2 separate regions of the Homo sapiens genome follow, and region 2 is linked to region 1. The links are chromatin contacts, found by Hi-C or POLR2A ChIA-PET in ENCODE. All regions are on one chromosome and are shown on one strand. The core of a region is the stretch at or near the end of the contact, and the rest is flanking DNA. Distances in the headings are between cores, read along the strand shown.

Region 1 (7,517 bases), core at 1,876-4,375:
CTTCCTAAGCACATTACTCCTTAGTTAGCTTTTAACCAACATTTGCAAGAAGGACTTACAATTTGTTTTGTTTGTTTGTTTGTTTGTTTGTTTGAGACAGAGTCTCACTCTGTTGCCCAGGCTGGAGTGCAGTGGTGCGATCTCATCTTACTGCACCCTCCGCCTGCTGGGTTCAAGCAGTTCTCCTGCCTTGGCCTCCAGAGTAGCTAGGACCACAGGCATGCACCACCACACCTGGCTAATTTTTTTTTTTTTTCAGTAGAGACGGGGTTTCAGCATGTTGGCCAGGCTGGTCTCGATCTCCTGACCTCAAATAATGCACCCACCTCAGCCTCCCAAAGGGCTGGGATTACGGGCTCACTCTGTCTCAAAAAACCAAAACAAAACCAAAACAAAAAAACAAAAAACACATTGAGTGATACATTATCAAACTGAGGTTGACCTTTTGAGGCAACTTGGAAGATGTTGTTTGTTCTTTTTATCCTAAGCTTAAGTTCCTTTTCTGCCTATCTACTTTCACTGGAAGGAGACATCCGACTACCTCCCTGCCTTTTAATAAATCTGCTCTAAACCATTGCATACAAGGTTAGGTATTCTATTTCTTTTTTTTCTTTTAATCTTTGAGGGAAGATGGGCTTTTAAAATTCTCATTTCCGTATCCATGAGCTGCCTTTGAATTGTTCCTTTTTATCAAATCAATTTTTATTACTACAAAATAAAGCCAATTCCTATATTCTGTTCTAATTAGAGATGAGGAATAGTTCTCATTCACTCTTACATATATTTAAACAATATTGCAACATCTTCTTTATATTTATTAAAATTTAAAATGAGGTGAGATTCTTAATTTTTCTTTCAAATTAAAACAAACAAACAAAACACCTGGGCATGGTGGCTCATGCCTGTAATCCCAGCACTTTGGGAGGCTGAGGCAGGAGGATTGCTTCAGCCCAGGAGTTTGAGACCAGCCTGGGCAACATAGGGAGACCCCATCTCTGCCAAAAATATTTTAAAAAATTAGCCAGGTGTGGTGGCTCATGCCTGTGGTCCCAGCTACTTGGGAGGCTGAAGCAGGAGGATCGCCTGAGCCTGGGAGTTCGAGGCTGTGGTGAGCTATGATTGCACCACTGAACTTAATGTATAAATATGAATCATTTTGGGAATAAATGAACAGGAAAGTATGACAGTTGCAGATGTTGAGATAGAGAAAAACATATGTGGAGACACACCAAGAGAGACGTAGACACATACAGAGGTATACAGAGGCAGAGCTAGGCAGAGAGAGACCTCAACAGAAACAAACCTTAGACATGCTCTTAAATCGGCCTGAATCTAAATCTATTGATTTAGATACTTTGAGTAATATAGGTGTATGGAGCATGTTTAAAGAAAACATAAATGAGAAACTGCTTTCCTTTTGACACCTCCTTCAAGAGATATGTTGGCCATTTTATAGGCACTGTTTTATTATCTGAGAAATGGTTCTTACAGAATCAGCAACTATAAAATTACATGTGGTATCAGAAGATAATGCCAGGGTATATATGTAGAACAATGTGTCTGTGACGGCTATCAATTTATTGGCTCAGCTCTGGAATAACCCTTCAATCAAGTGTCTGTGTAATGGGCAGGGTCCTTTTAAGCATCTTTTACAGTCAGCACGATGTTAAGCTCTCTCCATAGGGGGTGCTGTTGGGGCCCTTTGTGGCTGCTGCCTTATGGGTCAGTGGTATGGGTGTGAGGACATCTGATGGAGTTCTCTTCCAACCACTGCCTACAATTGGTGGTGCCTTGGGACCTTGAAGCCTCATTCTGGCCATAACCTTCTCCTGGGCCTGTGGATTACAAACTTGAGCCCTGAAAGATTCCTGCTGCATCAGTGCCCGGAAGGCCTTCTGCCAACACTGGCTCCTCACTCTCTGAAGATCCTGTGAGGATCACCTGTGACCTGGAGGGTTCCCACTGGGCAGCCACGCCTGCTGCAGGCCCCCACTCTGTGCACAGCCAGGCTGTTGGTTGCTGGTGGACTGACCCAGCCTGCACTCTGGAGGGTTGCTTCCTATGCGCTCAGGGACTGCAGACCAGTTCCAGCCTGGGCAAACCAGCTAACTTCCCTGCTATGTGGGTCGAGTTCAGTTCTCCAAGGAGGTCTGAACCTCAGGCTTGGGACTCTTTCCCAGTTTGTCTTTCCTTGAGTACTCTTCCTTAGCTCTAGGGTACCAGAGAGAATTTCCTTATGTCCTATAGTCACTCGTTTATCAGAATTTAATAACTCTTTATATAAATATTTCCCCTGTTCAACCTACTGTAAAGCAATAGCAATACCAGTGTTTAAGCAAGAAATACAGCTGCCTTTCCACCTAGAGAATAATTTATAGAATGAAGTAGGAATCAATGAGCCAGTTTTTTCATTCACAACTTTCTTCTTGCCTAATTTTGATTTTAGAGTTTCAAAATTGGGTGACAGCTGCTTTCATTTCTCAAAGAAAATGAACACAGTCTTGTTTCATTAGCTAAATTGTCAAATCCACACCAAGGAGAGGTTCTAACTCATATGTAGGATAACATTTGTGATGAAGCAACAGGAATCTGATTCCCACTAAATCAGTAAAGTTCCCACTGAAAAGGCCAGTTGATTAATTTCAGTCAGGGCAGAACTTAAAATTACTGGCAATGTGTGATAAAACTGATTCCTTTTGAGGAAAAATAATTAGTGCAATTAAATCTGAATAAGTGCATAACTTGTTTAAAACAGATCTAAAAAAGAGTAAACAGGGAACAAAATCTGTATCACAACCTTGGGGATTATATAAAAGTAGTGGAGACAGTATAAACTTATATAGCTAATAGAATAAATATGACAGGACTTTCAACTTCTGAGGTTATTTTTATTTTTAAATTTAACTTCAATTTCTGTTTATTTAAATTTTAAAAATTATTCAGATTATTAAATTCATGTTAGTCTTATTGTGATCATAACAGTAGGAACTGTACAGATGATTGGTAGTGGCTCTCAAATGTTAAAATACATCAGAATAACATGGGAAACCTGCTGAAATGCAGTTTCCAGCAGACTTGGTTTTGTCATAGCAATTGGTATTTTTAACAAGCATTCCAAGGATTCTGATGCAGATCGTATCCTGACCACACTTTGAGAAACCATTATTTAGTTTCTGAATGAGCTCCCCATTAAGAAATGTGAAGTTTTATTTAAAAATTAATAAGACAACCCTTTCTGATATTAAAATGGTCTTTATCATTTTATCCTATGCATCCCAAAGAGTTAAGGCAGCAGGAAATACTTTGTTCCCGATAATATATTCCTGTGTAGAAAAGCCCCTTCACATTCACTTGACCACTTTTTATACCTTGTAGGAAATGAAGTTATTTCTGGCTGTAGTTATTCCTTTTTCTAATAGTAAGGTGAATAAAATTCATGTTGTTCTAAAAGGAAAATAATAACTCCAACCTAACAATGAAGCCAGCACTACCATGGACAATTAAACTGAAGAGAAGTAAATTTGGAACCACATAAGAATAAAAAGCCAACATTTCCTTGGGTATCCAGAGACCCAGTATCTTAATAAGAGATGCCTGAATAACATACAAGTTTAAAGGTAGAGCTTAAAGCATATATTTACCATTTAAACTCATGAATTATTTTAGATGAGATATTAACAGTGGAGGAATAGGAAAACTGGGATGTCCCAGGTTGTTTCTCCTTTATAGCTCCCTCAAAGGACCTCAGTTAAGCCCACACTCCTCACCTTAAAAGACAGCCACTGATTCTTAGGGGTGGACCCAAACTTGTTAATCTTCTAGTCTGGAAACCAGCTGTGCAAAACAAACCCTAAAATGTTCCCATAGAGCAAAGGAAAAGATGTTTGGTTTCGACAGCATCTGGTCTCATAGAGAAACTCAGGCACTTTCACTGTGGATCCTCCCTTCATTCTTTGGGGTTAAGTGGCCACCGCAAGAAACAAAACAGCATGAGAAATGGCTGAGTCAACCAACATGTAGTGACATGCCCAGGAACTTCTCAAGTGGCCCAGGAAGTGGAGGCCTCCTGATTTTCTCGCAGGACATTGTCCTTTCCTGGAACCTTGCGGGTGGCTGGAGTATCTGCATTTGGAGTATTGCAAGATTATCTCACCTGAGTTCTGACCAGAAGTGTATCTCCAAAATTATCACATCCACAAAGACAATTATTGACTGTGAGCAAACATTCTCAGTGACATCACGCGTATTCTGAAACCCTGACCAACAACATGCTCCTTACTGTTCTCATGGTCTTGGCAAAGGATACTGTTGGGAGAAAGAAGAATGGTTTCTACTGTAAATGAGTTTTTAAAAATAGTGGGAGAAGAATGCAAAATAGGAAAGGGATAAATACATAGATTTCTAGCTAAACGCATTTAAAAGGAAACTTTGAAAATTTGGTTAGTGATTTCTTTAAAGTACAGAGGTCAAGTCCTATTACAATAAATATCACATCCACCTAAAAATTAGATTTCAAAGTCTCACTTGGTGCCTTACCCATTTCACATAACAGAACAAAGTTTCCACATAATGAAAGAATGGACACAATCCTAGGAGTGTCACAAGCTTTCAGATGTTTGTGGCATGCCAAGCAGCATTGCCTGTTACTGTGCTGTGGGAGTCAATTACTTTTATGTCTATAAATTAGAAAAGTGGCTGGGTGAAGTGGCTCATGCCTGTAATCCCAGCACTTCTGGGACCAAAGCGGAAGGATCCCTTGAGCCCAGGAGTTTGAAACCAGCCTGGGCAACATAGCGAGACCCCCGTCTCTATAAAAAATCAAAAAATTAGCCAAGCATAGTGGTGCACACCTGTGGTCCCAGCTACTTGGGAGGCTGAGATGGGAGGATGGCTTGAGCCTCAGAGGTTCAGACTGCAATGAGCTGTTATCGCACCACTCTGCACTCCAGCCTGGGCAACATAGTAAGACCCTTTCTCAAGAAAATAAATAAAAATTTTTGAGAAAGACTGAATATGTAAAATGTTCCCCAGTCAAATCCCGAAAAATGGTCATCTCGAAGAGTGTTGGGAACTGGGAGCCCCCTGGATTCCTCTGAGGAATTTCACTAAGAATAACTGTAGACGTTTGCTGGCTGTCTTCCACCTGGCTTGGCTTGTGAGGGCTCATTCAGTATCAGCAAGACACACAGGTAGTTACTGATGGAGTTAATTTCAGGCTCCCATGTTGGCCTAAGACTGATGACCATGCAGTGTGGCTGTTGAATGCTGTCACTGGTTCTACTGCTTTCCTGGGAGACAGGACCTCTGAATGAAAACATCCCTGGGAAACCAAGGTGCTGTCTTATTTGTATCAATGGAGTCATGCAGTATATAAGCTCCAAAGAACAAAGCCATAGCTTTGGTTGACTATGCAAAGGAAACTTCTGGGTGGCCAGTTGTTTATAAGTTAATCAAAAGACATCTCTACTGGAGACCCAAACTACAATTTTGATATTCTTACATAGGAGATAAAACTTCATTAAGTAATGAAAATGTACTAAGGGGAGAAGGAGCATTTGGTTCCCTTGTCATTTTTTTTTTTTTTTTACTTCAAAATTTTACTCCCCCAATTTTCTAAGACTGGCTACTATGAAACTCGTAAGCCCAAATCAACAAAGGTGGCCACCAGCCACAGATCAAACGTGAAAAAACAAATCTACCTCTAGCACAGCCTGGGATGTACTACCTGCTCAAAGTATAAGGCTACTGCCATCTCCAGCAGCTGTAAACATAGCCTGGCTGCCAGCCCATAACCTCCTCAGCCTTCCAGTTTGTTTTTATAAGCTTACAACTGGGGCTACAGAGTAACCTCTGAAATGTTATTATTGAAACATGATAAAGCAAAATCAGTCTTCAGAGGTTAAGGAGGCAGTTTTTAATCAAAGTGTGGTCAACAGGTTTGACATTTTAGAAAACATTTTTTTTTTTTAAAGCATCATTAAAACAGCCTCAATAAACAGGCCGTATTTAGCCCAAATCTTGTTCAGGAGAACAGCATGGGCTCCGTTTGAATTTTGTTGGATTCTGGACGTCCTCCTCCTATTATATAGGTCTGAGAGTTGTCTTTGTTAATAAAATTTAGCTTTGTTTCCCCACCAGTGATAATGACATGAAGCACTAGGAAATGATGCAATAACCGCAGTGCATGAGGCCTTCCTCCTGGGGAAGGTGTGAGACAGGAGGGGAGCAGGACTCCCCCATACTCAGTCCAGTGGAAGCGCAGAATGCCTGCTCGTGTTGGTAAAAATAAGACAGGAATGTAAGAAAAAAAGTCTTCACGCTCAACGTGACTATCTTTGGAATTCATTTCATTAAGGTTTTCACAAAATACAAAGCTCAAACGTAATCATCTATGTCCACCACAAAACAGAATCAAATAAGTGGTTAGCACAACAAACATAGTGATCTTTTCCATTTTAAAAAATATAAATAACAATGTTCAAGGTTTTACAGTTTTCTTAGTGTGTGTCTTTTTAAGGCTTTATGTTGCAGACCCTTCATTAATGGTACTTGTACCCTGCCATCAGGATACACTGCCCACCAGCAAGGAAGGCCACTGTGGATACATTCCTGAGGGGGACACACACTGATCCATGTTGCCTCAGCCTGTTAAAAACTAAATGATCAAACACCCTCCAATCAGTTCTCAGTTTCATTAACTTTCTTTCTACTACAAAGTAATAATAGAAAGGGGTACGTGTCCAGCAGCATTCGAGCTCTCAGAAGATCAATCAGGAAGGGCAAGAAGGAAAAAGGCTTCCTCCTGGAGAGAATTTTTTTCCTTTCATCAGGAACAAACACCAATAACCCAGATAGTTCAAACAGTGGTTTGTACTGAAACATTTTTCAGATTAAATAGTGTTGAGAGAAACAGTGATCTTTTGGTTGGGTATTTTAGAAGAGGTTAAAGTGGAGAGGTTAATGTTGGGAAAATACCACTGAAAGTACAGCCCCCAGCAGGAATGGGCTCACTCGTGAGGTTTGGGGGCAGAGCCAGGGCCCCAGCCTTGGGAATGAAATCTGAGGGCAGGCTCTCCAGCAGACACTTGACCTGCTCCTGGCCCAGCTTGATCTTGTCATCCAGCTTCCGTTGCTCAATGAGGAGCGTGGACTTCATTTTCACGAAGTGCTGGTAGTCCTGGAGCTGCTCCTCTGAAAGGTAATTGGCCAAGATGCCCAGCACTACTCGCTCCCTGCGATCCAGGTTCTCCTTCAGCTCCCGGGCATCCTCATGCTGACCAGCCAGGATCTTCCTTTTCTCGTAAAGAGAGCTCTGCCAGGGAAAATTGGACAGATCAATGAAGGCCAGGGAAAGGGAGAAAAGAGCCAGACTCCCTGCAAGGACACCTCTGACAGGACTGGGAAATATCTAAGCTCTATTCCTATTGTCACTCCTAAGTAAGGAGGCTAACTTTTTGAAAATCAGATTATCCTTATATTACATATTACAGCATTCTCTAAATTGTAACATCATAGGA
Region 2 (7,529 bases), core at 811-3,310, 200 kb before region 1:
AATTCAAATAAGTCCTCCTATTTTTTTCACGCCAAATAGCAGCAATGTCTACTTCAAGGTATAAGAGAGTCCCCCAGAATAACATGTATTAGCATGCATCTGATAAAATCTGCACAGTTATAGACCTCCACCCTCTTGCAGGAGAAAAAAAGCCCACTGTTTAATCAGCTTAAACCCTCCCCTATCCTCTGAATTGGACAGTGAAGACTTGAAGTCATCAGTATCATGTTAGCTTTTCTCCTCTGTGCCCTGATGTATACCTCTAACATTTGCTGGTCACCCACCACACTCTTTTCGGCCAAATTTTTCCCACTCTGCCCTTTGGACATAACTACAACCAGTCTACTACCAGCTGGTTTCCATCCCTAAGCCCTGAAATCCAATGACTAACTTTGATATTTCTCTTAACGCTGCCCTCATTCGACTTCACCAAAATTTGTAAGCGCCTTGTTGTTTCAACAGAAGTCATACTCTCCAACCTTCTCATTTTCAGATAAGGAAACAGGTACAATGGCTACTTGACTAGTGTTCTTTATGCATGGGCCAGGTGGAGACAGAGTGAGGCGCGGGAGAACCCAGGACCCTGGTGCCTGGCCCACCTTCCCTCCATTACACTTAGGCCCGCTTTGCAGATAAGAACTCACATTGGTTGTGGATGAAGCCGAATCTAAAAGGCCTGGAAATACCATGCTGCATTCGTTCTCGTTCTTCCACCTAGACCTGCAGCCCCCTTTCTGTCTCTACAGCCTACCCAGGTTTACCTGGGACTAGAGTTTCACCTTCATTCCATCAGAAATTAAATTTCTCATATGCCCTTAGGAAAAACGCTGTTGAAAAGCAGTCCCCAGAAACAGGTATCCGAAGTGAACAGAGCCCCAGAGCTGCTTACAACCCCAGATAGGGGGAGGAGGGGAATCACTAGCAAAACAGCATTTCAGCAAACAACCACCAAGTGTGAAAATCCAAAAACTGTACAAAGCTAGAGCACTTTTTTCTTAGAGACAGAATGTTTTTCTAAAAGTCTGTGTAAACTCTTGAGAAGTTAAATCTAACTGGATGCCAAGAATTAACAACAACAAAAAAGACATTTTCTTCAGTTTCCAAAGACCACAGTCTCTCTCTGAGCACAAGTGACTAATGCCTGTAACAGCCGAACATTACAAAGTGCTGACCAGCAGAAAGTCTGTTTGGGAATGACAAGGTCCACGTGTGCATTCCAGGGACGCTTACAGATTCTGCAGTACTCCAAGGAAGACAGGGTGGGAGGGAAGCAATGTGACAAATAGGCAAGAAGTATTTATAAAGGCACGACCCAATTAGAAACAGATGTTGCAGCTGCTCTTTCGCACTGGCCCACATCAGAGATGATGAAAAGCCCGTCACCCAGCAGCCACCTAGGAACACTAATGAGCAAAGCAAGCGGGGAAGTGGGGAAGAGGTCATAAACCATTTCAAAACCCTCTTGCTGTCCAGTGGGTCCCAAACAACCCAGTTCCATTTAAGACATATCACGTCTCTTGCAGAGCATAAAACCACCCACTTGTCTCACTGTTGTTTATTTGGGTCATTTTTGTCCCTCCTGCCCTGTCTTTATCCTATGGAATATCTTCAAAACAGTGACGAATAGGAGGTCAAATAGAATTAAGAGGCTCAAAGCAGTTGGAAGTTTTTTCCTCAACTTTTTATGTCCTGTGCTACTCATATTCACACATCTATTCCTCAGTATTTCCTGTTTGAGAAATATTGTGGCTCAGTTCATCTATTTCTATTCACTGAATGCATTCATCAGCAAATAATGAAATATGGATGGGACGCTTCCTTCCCGATGCCACCATTTCTATCACCGGATATAAATTAGCCACTTCCTTTCTGAAAGATACCATATATTTCTGTGCCTTTCTGAAAAGGCAGGGGATTTTCAGTTACAGTAATGGCCATGTGATGGCAGTCTCTGTGAGAGAAGAAAAAAAAAAAATCCAATCCAGTTCCAAGCAAGTCATGAACAAAAGCACCAGGGCTGTTTCCCCTAGTCACAACCTGGCTGCTTTCTCCTCCCAAGGCATGTTCAGTTCCTAATCCAGGCTGACCTAGAACATCTGAGTCCAGTGACACATTTCCAGCACCTGAAAATTGAGGAATTATACCAGAAATGACCAAAACCATGATACATATTGAGGAAATAAACATACCAATTAACATCTGGTCTTGCTCTACAAATATTACTAAACAATTATGGCCAAAATCCTCAAGTCTTCCTAAGAGTTCTTTTTTTCTTTTCTTTTTTTCCCTGAAATGGAGTCTTGCTCTGTCGCCTAGGCTGGAGTGCAATAGCGCGATCTCGGCTCAATGCAACCTCCGCCTCCAGGGTTCAAGCAATTCTCCTGCCTCAGCTTCCGAGTAGCTGGGATTACAGGCACCTGCCACCACGCCCAGCTAATTTTTGTATTTTTAGTAGACACGGGGTTTCACCACGTTGGCCAGGCTGGTTTTGAACTCCTGACCTTGTGATCTGCCTGCCTCGGCCTCCCAAAGTGCTGGGATTACGGGCATGAGCCACCACACCTGGCCTCTAAGAGTTCTACTGTGTCTTAATCTCAACCCTGGATAAAACAATATCAGGATGGAATAGGGGTTGTTTACATAAATGTGGGGCATGTGCTAGTTTTCTACTGCCATATAACAAATTATCACAAATTTAGTGGCTTGAAACAACATCCATTTATTAGCAGTCAGTTTCATAGGTCACAACTTTGGGCATGGTGTAGCTGGACTTTCTGCCTGGGTTATCACACGGCTGAAATCAAAGTGTGGGCCAAGCTAAGGAGGTTGTCCTCTCAAGGCTCTGGGGAAATACCCTCTTCCAAGCTCATTCCAGATGTGGGCAGACTCAATTCCTTGCAGCTGTAGGACTGAGGGCCTTCTCTCCTTACTCGCTGTCAGAGGCTGCACTCAGCTCCAAAAAGTCACTGACGGTTCCAAGCCACGAGGTCACCTCTGTCTTCAAAGTCAGCAATGAAAAATCTCCCTGTGTCCCTCTCACATGTCAAATATCCTTCTTCAGGAACAGTCTGGTCCCTTTTAAGGGACTGCTTAATGAGGTAAGGTCCACCCAGGTCAATCTCCATTTCTAAACGACAGCTGTGCCATAACCTACCTGTGGGAGTGATATTCACAAGTTCTGGGGATTATGCAGAGCGTGTACACCAGGGGGCTGGGATCTTGGGGCCATTTTCGGATTCTGCCTACCAAAGTATACATTATTTCAACATCCCTATTTCTCCTGTGTAACTTTAGGATAAGATATAATAATGAATATTGGCATTTCCCCAGCTAAAAAAAAAACAAAAACAAAAAACAACAAAAAAAACACACAACTGTCTCCAGGAGAAAAAAGATAGATATTAGTAAAAGCATGGTAAACTAGATCCCTCTCAGGCTACCAAGGCAAACCTTTTACACTGAATCTGATAAGGGCAGCTAACCACAAACTAGCTAGCCTTTGGAGGAAGCCTTCCAAAAATGAAAGTAAACTGCAAATGTTTAGGTGTTGTGTTTGTAACAAGAATTCTAGGAAATACAAAAGATTCTTAAGGAATTTGAGTCTTATTAGGGAGATAAGTTATTGAGGTAAAATGGAAGATGATTTTGAAATGTTTCATGATGAAATATACTACAAAGATTACAGGGTTAGACAATGGAGATGAATGTGGACCAGAGCAAAAATGTAAAACTCTCTTAAAGCAGGTCAGTTTTGCCCTAGGTTATGGTAAGATGAAATAAGATCTGGGCCGGGGGTGGTGGCTTATGCCTGTAATCCCAACACTTTGGGAGGCTGAGGCAGGCAATCACTAGAGGCCAGGAGTTTGACACCAGCCTGGCCAACATGGTGAAACCCCGTATCTACTAAAAATACAAAAATTAGCCAGGCATGGTGGCACCCGCCTGTAATCCCAGCTACTAAGGAGGCTGAGGTGGGAGAATCGCTTCAACCCAGGAGGCGGAGGTTACAATGAGCCAAGATCACACCACTGCACTCCAGTCTGGGCAACAGCAAGACTCCATCTCAATCAAAAAAAAAAAAAAGATTTGAATAGTTGCAGAAAGGGAATGGAGATGGATGGAAAGAAAGAGGTAGAATCTATCAAGGAAGGCAGCAGGAAAAGGAAAGAGGCCCAAAGGGCAGGGAAATCAATGAACTAGGAAAACTAAGAGTAGAGGATGTAAGACTTTAAAACTGATTCTTTTTCAGTTTACTGGAAATAGTCCTTAAATGGGGAGCATTATGCCCAGGATGTGCTACTAAGTATTCGAGTGTCACTTGGGGGAGAGATCTAGAAACAATCACTGAGCAGCCACGTCATGAAAGACTTTTCTGTTTCCCACTCCCTAGTGTACTTACAAACATATCTTCCCACCAGACCAGCACACCAAGGGATCATGAGTATAGAATTGCCTCAGTCAAGGTTTTAACCCAGATTACCAGCTGGGGCAACCATCCAAATGGTAAGCTATTTGATGCAAACTTCTGCAGAGCATGAAAAAAAAAAAAAATGCATATCTTGCAGAGAAGCTAATAAACAGACTCTATTTGTTACCGCTACAAGTTCAGCCATTCTAATCAAGCTAAAGCTTTCTTACTCCTTCCTTACTCTGTTCTCCTTCTCAAAAAATAGGACCAAATAACCCCTAATAAATCAATAAATACTCCCACTAGCAGAGACAACTTTCTGCCTTACAGAAAGTTAACTGCACATTGTAGAAGCATCCACCTAGGTGTAAGAGAAAGTTGGTTTAGAGTTTTTCTCACACATACTGTTGTGCTTAGGAAAGCAGACCCAAGAGGCTGTATTACAATTTTCCTCTTTTCTCAAAGTTCTCCTATTGATAGAAGATTTTATATGCTGGCTTTCTTGTCTTGATCAGTTAATGCAAAACAAACCTTTTCACATGCTGCAGCTCACAAGAATGTTCCCACAGTCCTCTCCACCCCCTCCATTGTCCACTAAAAATGTCTCTTAAAGAGCCATTTTCTTTATCATTATCATCATGTTGATATGTCTGAATAATCAAGTAGGGCCCAAGTAGAACACAGGGAAAATGCAACTGCATACAACAATCCGTTATAAATCCCATCAGCTCTCAAAAAGAGATGATAAAATATGTGCAAGAGCACAGGTTACATTTTTACTCATGTTGTTACCACAAAGCACAAAAGGTTTGGGTCAGCAGCCCAGACTTCTCAGCAAGATCGGGTCCAATTCCACATCAATGGTCCTAGATTGATAGATTAAGAGTATGGGATATGTGAATGGGAATATGTTTCTGACAGTCTTGATAGCATGATTACAGGGAAGCATTAAGCTAAAATCAAAACTTGAAAGATTATAGCTTGGCAAGAGATCCTTGCTGTAATCCATACGATCTGTAGGAAGGAAAAACTGAAGTTAAATGAGACTCAGGGTGAAAGACAAACCAGAATTAGCAAAAATCTTAGGCACTGATCCAGGTGGCTGCCATTAAACACTCCCAAAGCCTAATGGTCCATTTGAATAATTATTACTCACATAGATAAAATGAATGGCAAGCTAAGGGAAATAAGTGATGATTACACTGGCAAAAACAAGAACTACTTTCCCATTTGAATTTGAGAAAAATCCAAGCCTCAAATCCCTTCCCACATAGAGAGGGTCAGACCACGTATCTCACTGTAATCATGGCTACACAGAGTTAAGCCTCTTTTGCCACAACTGCACCAAATGTACACACTTAGGTTGCTTATTACCGGGAGTGGGTTTAGCGCAATGTGGCAGCTGCAGCCACCGATATAAGGAAACAAGGCTTGGCAGCAATTCCCCACGATTCCTTCTCAGTTCCACTTCCTATCCACCCTTTAGCCCGGATATTAATAATTCAGAAGACAGTGTGACAGCCACAAGTCACATGCATGAACACCCAAGAAACAATCACTGTAAAACCTGATGTGTTTGGACAGACAAACTTGTGAAGCTTTAGTCCCCATGGAGAACAGAGCACCAATAAATGTACCTCATACTTCACCTCATATTCTGGGATCAAGGTGGAAAAGTAGATCACTATCTTTTCAAAGTATCAGTTTAAAGTTGCTGGGAGTACCTATATGATGAAGGTTAAAATACCCAGAGAAGGAAAAAAGGCAACAGGCTCTACCACTTTCTTATCCACAGAACAAAAAAAGAGGGGTCTGCCATTTCCCTAGATCAATCAATCAAAAAACAATTTTATCAAACATTTATGAAAAGACCACAATACTAAGTATGGTTTAGCAAAAACAAACAAGGCATTCAAAGGTCACCATGCTTGATGCTTGGTCTACCCTTCAAGCTTCTCAATATGTCCCTCCTTCCACTCCAGCCATCAGGAAAATAATGTTTATTGGGTGCTTGTTTGCCCCCACTTTTTTTTTTTTTTGACATGGAGTTTCTCGGCTCACTGCAACCTCTTTCTCCCTGGTTTAAGCAATTCTCCAGCCTCAGCATCCCAACTAGCTGGGATTACAGGCGCCCACCAGCACGCTCGGCTAATTTTTGTATTTTTTAGTAGAGACGGGGTTTCATCATGTTGGCCAGGCTGTTCTTGAACTCCTGACCTCAGGTGATCCGCCTGCCTTGACCTCCCAAAGTGCTGGGATTACAGATGTGAGCCACCATGCCTGGCCCTTTGTTTGCCCTTTTAAAAACCTTCCCATTTAATCCTTATAACTTGTGAAGTAGATACTATTGGCTCCATTTTACAGAGAAGGAAACTAAAGTTCAATTCATGGCAGAACCAGCATTCAAACCAGTTTTGCCAGATTCTAAGTCCACCACCGCCCATACACTAAACTGGACAACTGACTCTTTTCAAAGCATACCGACCTCTGCACAGAGCATGCCTCCACCTTCAACTCCACTTGTCAAATCCTACTCATCCTCAAAATTCCAGGCAAAATGCCACTTTCTTCACTAAGCCTTCCCTGGTTCCTTGAATTAGACACCATTGCTTCTTATTTTATAAAGGTCCACTCTATTTGGGTCCTTGGTCACATCTTGCATCTAGCAGTACACTTAGTTTCTCACTTGGTCAGGCCCCCAAAAGAATGTACATTTTTTGAGGACAGGAACCCTGTCTTATTCATCTTACTTTGAACTGTATGTACCATGACATCACAAGTAGCCAGGGCCATATGTTTAGGATGAATGAATGCAGCAACTTATTTCTCACAAAGTCTATACAACCTGACTTCCCCAACCAAAAACAACAGCCATGGAGCAGCAGTGCAGTGATAGAGAATTCATGGGAGGGAGCATTCACTATGGGCTGAAATGCCCATGGTATGTTTGATGGAGGAAGTGAAGTTTAAGAGGGCCCTTGGAAAATGGAGAAAAGGGATGTCAATACTCCAGCCACATGCTTCAGTATGAACCCTTCCCAACACTTAGTCACAATCAACTGCAGGGAGGGAGAGACACGGTAGTGAAGAGGTCAAACGTTGTAGGGGTGTTTGCTCTCAG

What was found. A loop is a pair of places that touch in the nucleus more often than their neighbours do. ChIA-PET counts read pairs that join two places held with the same protein, here RNA polymerase II (POLR2A). Pooled maps may share reads with other maps.
Region 2: a loop to region 1 is called in a pooled map, with 4 times the contacts of the local background. The contact joins two enhancer-like sites. A Hi-C loop is called at or near these places in 1 of 37 single-sample maps with no recorded cell type and 5 of 50 pooled maps. POLR2A ChIA-PET finds 5 or more read pairs at or near these places in 1 of 52 experiments (activated T-cell).

What each region holds. Positions count from the first base shown.
Region 1 is chr4:76,778,604-76,786,120 of GRCh38, reverse strand. It overlaps SHROOM3 (shroom family member 3), which reads right to left. Exons shown (of 11, transcript NM_020859.4): 11 at 2,868-7,312. The coding sequence ends at 6,944. All of the region lies in intron 1 of SHROOM3-AS1 (SHROOM3 antisense RNA 1), which reads left to right. Among named protein-coding and RNA genes, the nearest start is that of SHROOM3-AS1, 20 kb to the left of the region's middle. RefSeq lists silencers at 1,574-1,643, 1,694-1,743, 1,754-1,823 and enhancers at 3,891-4,185, 3,919-4,288, 3,420-4,379, 3,419-4,618. Within about 2 kb of position 3,125, at least 6 of the 41 ENCODE cell types and tissues checked have a DNase peak (open chromatin) inside an H3K27ac peak, as active enhancers do.
Region 2 is chr4:76,978,767-76,986,295 of GRCh38, reverse strand. The region is part of intron 1 of SEPTIN11 (septin 11); the gene reads right to left. Among named protein-coding and RNA genes, the nearest start is that of SEPTIN11, 33 kb to the right of the region's middle. Within about 2 kb of position 2,060, at least 20 of the 41 ENCODE cell types and tissues checked have a DNase peak (open chromatin) inside an H3K27ac peak, as active enhancers do.